Regions from separate parts of the Homo sapiens genome. Here region 1 is linked to region 2. A link is a contact called in ENCODE Hi-C or POLR2A ChIA-PET data. All regions are on one chromosome and are shown on one strand. Each heading gives the region's core, a stretch centred on a gene start or an enhancer-like site at or near the end of the contact. The rest is flanking DNA. Distances are from core to core; before and after follow the strand shown.

Region 1 (4,928 bases), core at 1,964-4,463, 110 kb after region 2:
TATTCCCCATATTGTGACAAATATAATCCAAAACTTTAGGCTGACTTTTAAGTCGTATATGGCACACTTTAAATTTACCTAATCCAGCTGTGTCAATGCCTCCCTATTTCCCAGCTTAGCTTGTTCCTCCCTCCACGATTTTGGCCATGTCATTTTCTTTGAATACAGTGCTGTCAACCAAAATCCTATTTACGCTTTAAATGTGGCTCAAATGCTCCCTCTATGGAGACTTTCTTGATCATTCCAACTGGAAGTGATTGCCTTCTTCCTCTTAACAACAGATTATAGAACGTCTGTCATATAATGACTGCATGGTTTGGTATCATAATGCACACAGCTGGGAAACCACTGGGTGGTCTCAGTGATTCAGAGCAGAAGTGTCTTATTGTTTCTTTACATCTATTTTATTGACTTGTAGGTGAAGTGCCTTTCCTTTATTAATAGTCTTTTTTTTTAGATGGAATCTCACTCTGTTGCCCAGGCTGGAGTGCAGTGGTGCGATCTCAGCTCACTGCAACCTCCGCCTTCCAGGTTCAAGTGATTCTCCTGCCTCAGCCTCCTGAGTAGCTGGGATTACAGGTGTGTACCACCACGCCCTGCTAGTTTTTGTATTTTTAGTAGAGACGGGGTTTCGCCATGTTGACCAGGCTGGTGTCGAACTTCTGATAACCTCAGGTGATCTGCCTGCCTCAGCCTCCCAAAGTGCTGGGATTACAGGCGTGAGCCACTGTGCCTGGCCTCTTTTATTAATATTCTAACTCACGTAGTGAACATTGTTAAAATTCCATCTCAAATGACTATATCCACCAAAAGTGGTGTATTGGATAAACTGCCAACTTGTTCAGCAGAAATATTACTAATATGATAGATTGGAGGAATAAATTATTCAGAATGCTGATAAACTCATGCTATGAAGTGATTTCCACATACATGTCAGTTAGATGTGGGAGATGAACTACCAGTAGCAAAACAACCGACAAAATGTATTTTACTTGTGTATTTATTTATTTTAGATCCAAGGGATATGTTTGCAGGTTTGGTACATGAGTAAATTATATGATGCTGAGGTTTGGGTTTCTAAGAATCCCATCCCCCAAGTAGTGAACATAGTACATGATAGGTAGTTTTTCAACCCATTTCCCCTCCCTCCCCTACTCCTTTTGGAATCCCCAGGGTTTATTGTTCCCATATTTGTGTCCAAGTGTACCCAATGTTCATCTCCCACTTATAAGTAAGAACATGATAGTTCATTTGATTTTCGGTTTCTGCATTAAATTGCTTAGGATAAAGGCCTCCAGTTGCATCCATGTTGCTGTAAAGGATGTGATTTCATTCTTTTTCATGGCTGTATAGTAATCCGTGGTGTATATGTACCACATTTTCTTTATCCAATCCACCATTAATGGGCACTTAGGTTGATTCCATGTCTTTGCTGTTGTGAATAGTGCTGTGATAAACATATGAATACAGGTATCTTTCTGATAGAATGATTTATTTTCCTTTGGGTATATTCCCAGTAATGGATTGCTGAGTTGAATGGTAATTCTACTTTTAGTTTTTTGAGAAATCTCCAAACTGCTTTCCACGGGAACTGTACTAATTTGCATTCCCAGCAACAGTGTATAAGCATTCCCTTTTCCATGAAACCTCACTAACATCTGGTTTTTTTTTTTTTACTTTAATAACAGCCATCCTTACTGGTATGAGATGGTATCTCATTATGGTTTTGATTTGCATCTCTCTGATGATTAGTGGTGTTGAGCATTTCAAAAAATCTATTTTAAAAGTCTGACTTTTGGCCAGGTGCAGTGGCTCATGCCTGTAATCCCAGCACTTTGGGGAGGCCGAGGCAGGCGGATCACCTGAGGTCGGGAGTTTGAGACCAGCCCGACCAACATGGACAAACCCCGTTTCTACTAAAAATACAAAATTAGCCGGGCGTGGTGGCGCATGCCTGTAATCCCAGCTACTTGGGAGGCTGAGGCAGGAGAATCACTTGAACCCGGGAGGCAGAGGTTGCGGTGAGCCGAGATCACACTATTGTACTCCAGCCTGGGCAACGAGAGCAAAACTCCGTCTCAAAAAAAAAAGTCTGACTTTTATTGTGAGTCAAAGTGGGCAACACTCCACCGAATTTTGAACTTTTGTATCTTCAAGCTAGTTAGCCGATGGCAGATTTTGGAGTAATTATTGTTAGCTGATAGTTTCAGTGGTCTGCATAATATAAAGGGATTTACAAAGACTAAGTCTAAATACACCTTTATATCATTATTATTTTATTATTATTATTATTATTTACAAAGTTCCCAAGAGCTAGAATGTTATGTCATTTTTTAAAGTAAGTGATTTCAGGCAAGTTTCATACAACATATCTATATATAAAAGTAGCCATGAATTTTTATATTTTGCATGGATACAATTTTATATACCAGGCGATTCCAGACTTTATTAAAAATTGAATCATAAATTTTTAAGTCACAGAAGACTAGAAGAGATTCCTAAAAATGAAGATTCTCATTATAAAAAGGGACACCACAGAAAATTTAAAAATTCAGAAAACAGCAATAATTATTGATCATTAATAATAAATTATATATTTAATTAATACATAGTGAAAATAATTCAGTTATTGTTACCACCAATAATCCCTTTACCCAGAGGCAACTGCTGATAACATAGATCTTAGAGAGATTGTCCTAGATCTTTTTTTGGTTTGCGTCTAGGCAAGATTATACCTGAGGTTTGGTTTTTGTTTTTCTTTTAACGAAGGACTCTGCACTGCTTTCAGCGTTCCAGGACTTAACAACACGGATGATCGGCAGTTCTTTGCGTTTATTTTTGGTCCTACATGTTGTTCTTCAAACCCATTTCCTCTTGTTCTTTCCCCAACAGAGGCAGAGAAGTGTTGGCCTCGAGCTCTGCCTATGATTTTCCTGCAGAACTAAACTACCACACCTTAACCTGCTCTCCTCAGGGGTGAATCAATTCAGTGTCTTTCCTCTTGGCAGGTGAGTCTCATTCTCCAATTGTTTTGCCACTTTGGGGCATCCCCTGAGCCTTCTGAGAGGTTGAGCGCAAGGCATATTTCTTCTAACAACTAGCTCACTTTATTGACATTCACCTACCTGAAAGCAGGAAGCTGGATCAGATAACTTTGGGGACTTCCTTTCAGTTTTGACTTTATGTGCGCCCTCTCGGGACCTGGCTTAGGATTCTGCTCATGGTAAATATTTGGTAAGCCTTACTGGTTGTATGACTCATGAGTGTGGTTCCTAATAAGAGTCACAGAAAACAGTAAAAGCAGTTCCAGGAATTTGCTGCTTACTCAGTAGTGGTGGATGCAGCAGGGAAAATAATGCAGGCTTCCTGCCCATTTCCCAGCCACTTCTCCGTATATGCACCTGGTCACAAAGGGATGGTCACAAAGACCATAAGACAGACCCCAGAGACCCCAGGCAACGTGTTCCCTGGCAGGGAGTGTGTCCTGCGGATGGTGTTCCTCAAGGAGCACAGGCTTCTTAGGGGCGGCTTTCACTCAACTTGGAAGGGAGGTCTAGGTAGAGGGGTTCACTCAAGTGGACTCCTTCTCATTTCCTCGTTTCTTTCTAAGGAAGCCACTTTTAAGTGTGATGGCATTGAGACTGTGTATTGCTGCACCCCAGTGCCAGTGAACCTATGAAATACAGCCGTGCTCACTCTGTGCCTCACATGGAATCTCTCTAGAAGTAACTGGGAGGCCAGAGCAGGAGGGAGCCCAAGCAGTGGAGTGATGGGGCCAAAATGATCATCTTTTGAGAGCTCAGACTCATCAACATTCAACCTTTGCAGAGGCACTCAAGGCCTTTACTTTTGCAGAAAGTGCCTGAACTAGTCTGTCAAACACCTTCCAAAACTGGCCCTTTATTCTTTGGAAAGTTATTCACTACTCCCGTTATTCATCTTGCTCTTGTGTCTCTGACGTTTTATTTAAGCTCATACCACTTGCTCAGAACACCCCCAATCAACCTCTATCTTCTCTCATCATTCTCAGGGCTCCTGAAATTACCTCTTCCAGGAAGTCTTCCCTGACTAACAAGAACAATGAAACTTCCTGGCTTCCTTCTACACTAACCGCTCTCCTCAAATAACTTCCTTTTTGTTTTCACAGAACATAAATGCTTCAATTTATTTATTAGTTTAATGTGTGTTTTTAGACTCTCAGGAAGGATGTAATTATAGATGATGACTTCTGAGAAGTAGGATGGTGTCCAGCTTGATGTGCAAATGGCCCCAACATATCAGCAGCAAACAAAGGCTGTTGCCACAGGTGTGACTTTGCAAGTAATTGCTCAGACTTTGCCTTCAGAACCTGTTCTATATTTCCAGTGGTGCTGCTTATATGTGCAGCATTAGCCAGATTCTTCAGTAGTATTCATTCAACAAATGCTTATTGAGAGCCTTTTATGAGCCAAGTACTGTTAGGTACTGGAGATGTAGTGCCCATTGAATTTTTCTTTGAGAAATTTTATTTTTACCAAGCTCCCAAGAGGTAGAACTTTATGTCATTTTTAAAGTAAGTGATTTCAGGCAAGTTTCATAAAACAAATCTATATATAAAAGTCACCCAGGCTGCAGTGATCTCAGCTCACTGCAACCTCCACTCCCCACCACTCCCCCACCCCGCCTGCCAGCTCAAGTGATCCTCCCACCTCAGCCTCCCAAGTGGCTGGGACCACAGGCGTACACCACCACACCCAGCCTTTTTTTTTTTTTTTTTTTTTTTTTTAGTAGAAATTGGGTCTCACCATGTTGCCCAGGCTGGTCTCAAACACCTGAGCTCAAGTTATCCACCCACCTCAGCCTCCCAAAGTGCTAGGATTACAGGCATGAGACACTGTGCCTGGCTGAAATTTTTAAGATTATTGTGGTGGACCACCAATTTGGTGGCC
Region 2 (4,916 bases), core at 1,654-4,153:
AGCAATCTTCAAGTCTCTGCTTAACCCTCTTTCATTGAGGATTAACCCCTGAAATCACCCTAGCCAGGGCTTCCTTCTAAGGCGAGACAGCCATTCTTTTGTTTGCATGGAGAAGAGTTTTGGTGTGGAAAGCTTTTCTGTCCCCTCCACTTCATGGCACTGCCTGTGTGTGTGCTGAGAGTGTGCACACTGGACATTGGTGGCATTAACTGAAGTCAGGGTAAAATAAGGATGCAAAGGACTCAGATGTTGATCACTCTCCTGTGGCAAAGACCTCAGGGGCTCTGCCTTGCTCTGTTCTTTTCCAGTCTCTCAATTCAGCAGGCATTTCACGGTTCTCCTGGGGGCTGAGGGGAGGGAGGCAGGCAGGAGTAGTTTTCGTTTTCCCTGGGTAAGAGTTTCATTCAAGTGGGAGTGGACTTAGTTCTCTGTCAAGATTCTTATCACTTTTCGGGTTTAGAATATCAGGATCAGACTTCCGTGAACAGCTGACAGCATTTCTATCCAACTTGGAGATTCCAAACTAAGAGTAATTAGAATGAAGCAAGATTGATAAAAAGAACTGGAGGCACAATGGTAATAAGAATAACCCGACCGGGGTGTTGGGGGCTTCTCCCCCCACCCCAATTATCCTTCCCTTGCATTGTTTTGTGGAGGACGGTCTGGCTGTTTGTTTACTTGACGCCCTAAGTTGAATTTCCCCTTAAGGACAGGAGCAGATCTCCACAGATCTGGCTTGGGTGTTTTAATGGAATCATAGTTCAACCTGTAAACTGGTCAAAATTTCTGTTTCACAGCAGAAAGAGTAAAAAGCTTCACGTGTTCTCCCTCCTCTCCTTGCTTCACTTTATAATGGTGCTATTTATTCCAGAACAATCTATAAGTAGATAAAATAGCTAAGTAGAGATAACAAATAACTTCATTCAAATGCAAACACTCCTCCACCTAATCCCGCCCGGTGTCCGCCGGGCTGCTCCGACACGCCCGGGGTTTACCTGCGCGCACTCCAGCGGGAGGGCGGGTTGTGGAGGTGTGCTGAGCGGCGCGCGGGGGTGAGGGCGTGGAAGCGGAGGGTGGGGCCCGGAGAGCCGTTACCAGGGCGAAAAGTAAAGCGAAAACACCCGCCCTGCACTTCCCGCGCGACGCCGCTGGAAATCGGTTCAGGTCCAGAGCAGGATCTCGGAGGATCCCGCGTGGAACTCCAGGGCTCCCGGGTCCGCCGGGGCGCAAAGACTTCCGAGGCCGCCCTCCGCGTGTTCCCAGGCCCGTGGAGAGGTGGGTGGTCTGAGTGAGGTCGGGCTTGGCGGCGAGGAACCCCGGTGGGGGGAACTGGGGACTTCAAGTGAGACCCAGGCTCCAGACACCTCTAGTTTCTACCCCAAATTACCAAACTGTGACCTTCGGCCGCCTCTCTCCCAGAGGCAGGTGGAAAGGAGCAGGTGTTTCTGCCCTTCACCGTGCCCCCACACCCTGCGGCCGCGCAGGTCTCCCTCCCAGGCAGGTGCGAAAGTCCCAGGCCACACTTGTGTCTACAAATAGTCATCCACGGGCAGTCAAGAAGGTTCCTTGGTTCTGCCGCTCTCTGAGCAGAAATTGTTGGGGTCGGGGAATAAGAACCAGGAAATCGTTTTTAAGGTTCAAACCCAGTTCTGCTGAGGTCTCAGCTCGAATCTCGGACCACGGGGCCCCGCCTTTCCCGCCACCCTGGCTTGAGGGCAGAGGGGATTTCTGCTGCGGGTTCCGCCTGTGGTCATTGCGTCCCCATTCCGGGCCGTCCGGTCCCAGTCCAATCGGCTCTGGGAGCAGAAGAACACGTGAAAGCTGAACATGGGTTTTCCCTAAATATTGCCTGAGAGCGGGGCGACCCCCAGGCCTGGGCAGGTTCGCGGACCCCAAAGCACCTTCTCTTTCCCCCTCCTCCTGGCCGCTGGCTTCCGCCCCCTCCTACCCTCCCACCGGGTTGCCTCTGATTCCTCCTGGACTCCGATCTTTTCACGCTCTTGTTGGTTTCACTGACATGTTCTTGTCAATTTCAAACGCTTTGTGATTGTAAAAAAAAAAAAATCGAACCGATACGGTCCTACCACTCGCCCTAGTTTCGGAGCCCGGAGCTGTCCTGCGTGTGCGTCCATGTGGAGTGTCCGGGGCTGCGGGCTCGGGCGCACGGTGCCAGCCGAGGGCTGCCCTCCGCTTTTGTGTTAACCGGCGGGCTTCTCGCGGTCCCCGCCGCAGAGGTCACACCCGGCGGGTAACGGCGTGGATACACCGAAGGGTGACTTTGGACACCTTCCCCACACCACAGACTAACGCTTCTGCCCCTACTCCGCCCCTGCTAGAGAAGTAGGAGGCCAGTGGGGGAGGGGGTATTTTCCTGAAGCTCCAGAAAATGACCACGCATTTTAGAGAAAGGTCGTGCCCGCTTCCCAGCCTCACCTAGTCTGGGCTGGGGCCGGGACCCGCCTCCCCACCTTCCCCGCCCCCCCCGCTCTTCAACCTAGCGGAGGGACAGATGCCAGCGCGGTGGAGTCATGCCGCTGGCTTGGGCACCATTGGTCATGCCTGGAACACGCAGCAGCGAGTACGCACATCTGGCGGCTATCCCGGGCGGCTCCGGTCCTGATATGGAGAGAGAGGGCGGGCTGGTGTGTGTCTCAGTGAGCGAGGCTGGGGGAACGCGCCTGGGCTGGCTCCTCCCCGAACTTGCATCACCAGTGCCCCCTCTCTCCACCCGCCTTCGGCCCCGCCTTGGCCCCTCCTCCACCCCCCTTCCTCCGCTCCGTTCGGCCGGTTCTCCCGGGAAGCTATTAATAGCATTACGTCAGCCTGGGACTGGCAACACGGAGTAAACGACCGCGCCGCCAGCCTGAGGGCTATAAAAGGGGTGATGCAACGCTCTCCAAGCCACAGTCGCACGCAGCCAGGCGCGCACTGCACAGCTCTCTTCTCTCGCCGCCGCCCGAGCGCACCCTTCAGCCCGCGCGCCGGCCGTGAGTCCTCGGTGCTCGCCCGCCGGCCAGACAAACAGCCCGCCCGACCCCGTCCCGACCCTGGCCGCCCCGAGCGGAGCCTGGAGGTGAGCGCTGGAAGCCGAGGGAGTGAGCGCGACGAGGGCTGCTCGCCTTCATTCCCTTCGCGCCCCTCTAAGTAACCAGTCCGCCGACCCCTGACCCACCCCGGATCCGCGCCCCCAGCCTCCGGCTTGGAAATAACTCTGGCTTAAACTTCTTCTAAGCCACCGCTGCTCCTCGGCGCTTCGAAAAGTTTCCCGCAAAGCGAAAGAACTAACTTTCTCTTTTGACTTGGGGCGCGAAAGGTTCCTGGTGACGGAGGTCGGGCGTCCACTCTGCCGCCAGCCTCGAGCGCCGCTTCTCTCCGCCGACGGCGCTGGCTTGCCCGGCTGGGAGAGGGCGTAAGGTGGGTGGGCGGGTGCGTTGGGGTGTCCGAGGCTGCCTCGCTCGCCGTCCCGCTCCATCCCTCGCTTCGAGACACGGCACTGTGGGAGCCGATCCTTCCCGGGTGGGGGGGGGGGGGCGCAGAGAGGCACGAAGGCCGGAGGCTTGCGGGAGGGCTGCCCCACGCGCCGAGAGGAATGAATGGGGAAGGGGCGAGAGGGCGGGAGGCGTCCCGGGCGCGGCCGCTGGGGGTCGCCCTGGGTACCCCGCAGCACTGGCGGCAGGACCGTGAAGGCAACCCCGAGAAAAAGTTAGCTGGGATAAGCTTGGAAGTGGCGAGCGCTGGTGTCGCGCTGTCCCGGGGCGGAAGACGGGGAGGGCTCCCGGCAACGGCTGGTGTCCGGACCCCGAGCCCGGGACTCCCACACACCTGGGACTCTCACTCTGGCTTTTCCTTCGGCGGGTCCGCGGGAGACCCACCGTGGCGGGGAAGCGAGGGTGTGGAGCCACTTGTGCAGATATTTGAGAGAATGGCTTTGTGGTCTAGTGCCAGGACTCTGAGCGCTTACACTGCAATCGATGTCGTTGGGCCTCAGTATGCGGAGCCGGGAAATAAGGGCACATGGGCAGTACCGGCCCCCTCTGCGTGTTGGAGGGCACAATGCAGTGGTTGGACCAGATAACTACTAAGGTCCTTTCTGTCTGGAGATTTTCAGATTTTGGAGTGGTGTAGTGGGGAGAAAAGGAGCCAGTGAGGGGACTTGAATGGGGTGGGTCTCTATCTAATGTCATTCACCAGTGTCCAGACAGTGGGGGAAAGGGGACTTTTCTGCAGGGCATCTTTTCCCTCACCAGCTTTCTTTCCACTGGATTCGTTCTCCTTCTCTGCTCCCCCCACTCCCATTTTCATTTCTCATCTACTTCCTTTCCTCCTAAACATTTTCTTTTCCCTAATTTCATTGCATAGGTCACATATGCTTTCTTACAAATAAAATAGTTACTAAATCCTTGATGAACCCAGAAAGAAAAGGAGAGCCAGAAAATCTGGATGTTCTCTCAGTGTACCCCTTTCGTTGTAGGTGACAGTCATATCTTCTGTTCGAAGTTTCTGTCTCTGTAACTTAAAGTGAAGGCAAAAAATTGGTATTACTGTCCCCATTGTTTTGCAGTTAGCATTGGTTGTAGAATAATGCTACAACATACAGGCTCCTGCTTTGAGGATATCCTGGGCAAAGATGGGATGGGGTGAGGATTGCAGTTACTGTCGGAATGGTTTCAGAGACAGCAAAGAAGGCAGCACCCCACGCCCGCAGTGGGGATAAGATACAGCACCCAGCATCTGTGGCAGTGATGGGAGCCTTCTTTTTCTCTCTCTCTTCCTCCTTGCCCTTTAGCCATTATAGAATTCCTTTTTCTCCATGGCCGTTTTCTTCGATAGCCCCTCCCTATCTCAGTCCTGTCAAAGTCTCCTCTGTGATTGGTACCAGGTGCCAGGACTCTTGACCCCTTATCTACCTGGCTAAT

Evidence for each region. A loop is a pair of places that touch in the nucleus more often than their neighbours do. ChIA-PET counts read pairs that join two places held with the same protein, here RNA polymerase II (POLR2A). Pooled maps may share reads with other maps.
Region 1: a loop to region 2 is called in a map of PC-3, with 3 times the contacts of the local background. The contact joins the enhancer-like site here to the promoter of ATF3 in region 2. A Hi-C loop is called at or near these places in 1 of 168 maps with a recorded cell type or tissue (PC-3) and 5 of 50 pooled maps. POLR2A ChIA-PET finds 5 or more read pairs at or near these places in 10 of 52 experiments (H1, HEK293, HepG2 and 7 more).

What each region holds. Positions count from the first base shown.
Region 1 is chr1:212,718,472-212,723,399 of GRCh38, forward strand. No RefSeq gene overlaps it. Among named protein-coding and RNA genes, the nearest start is that of BATF3, 21 kb to the left of the region's middle. Within about 2 kb of position 3,214, at least 5 of the 41 ENCODE cell types and tissues checked have a DNase peak (open chromatin) inside an H3K27ac peak, as active enhancers do; they include PC-3, where a contact is called at or near this core.
Region 2 is chr1:212,605,858-212,610,773 of GRCh38, forward strand. ATF3 (activating transcription factor 3) reads left to right here and starts at 2,904. Exons shown (of 4, transcript NM_001674.4): 1 at 2,904-3,073. RefSeq lists silencers at 996-1,175, 2,566-2,775, 3,396-3,535, 3,546-3,725 and enhancers at 1,572-2,529, 2,530-3,487, 3,226-3,285.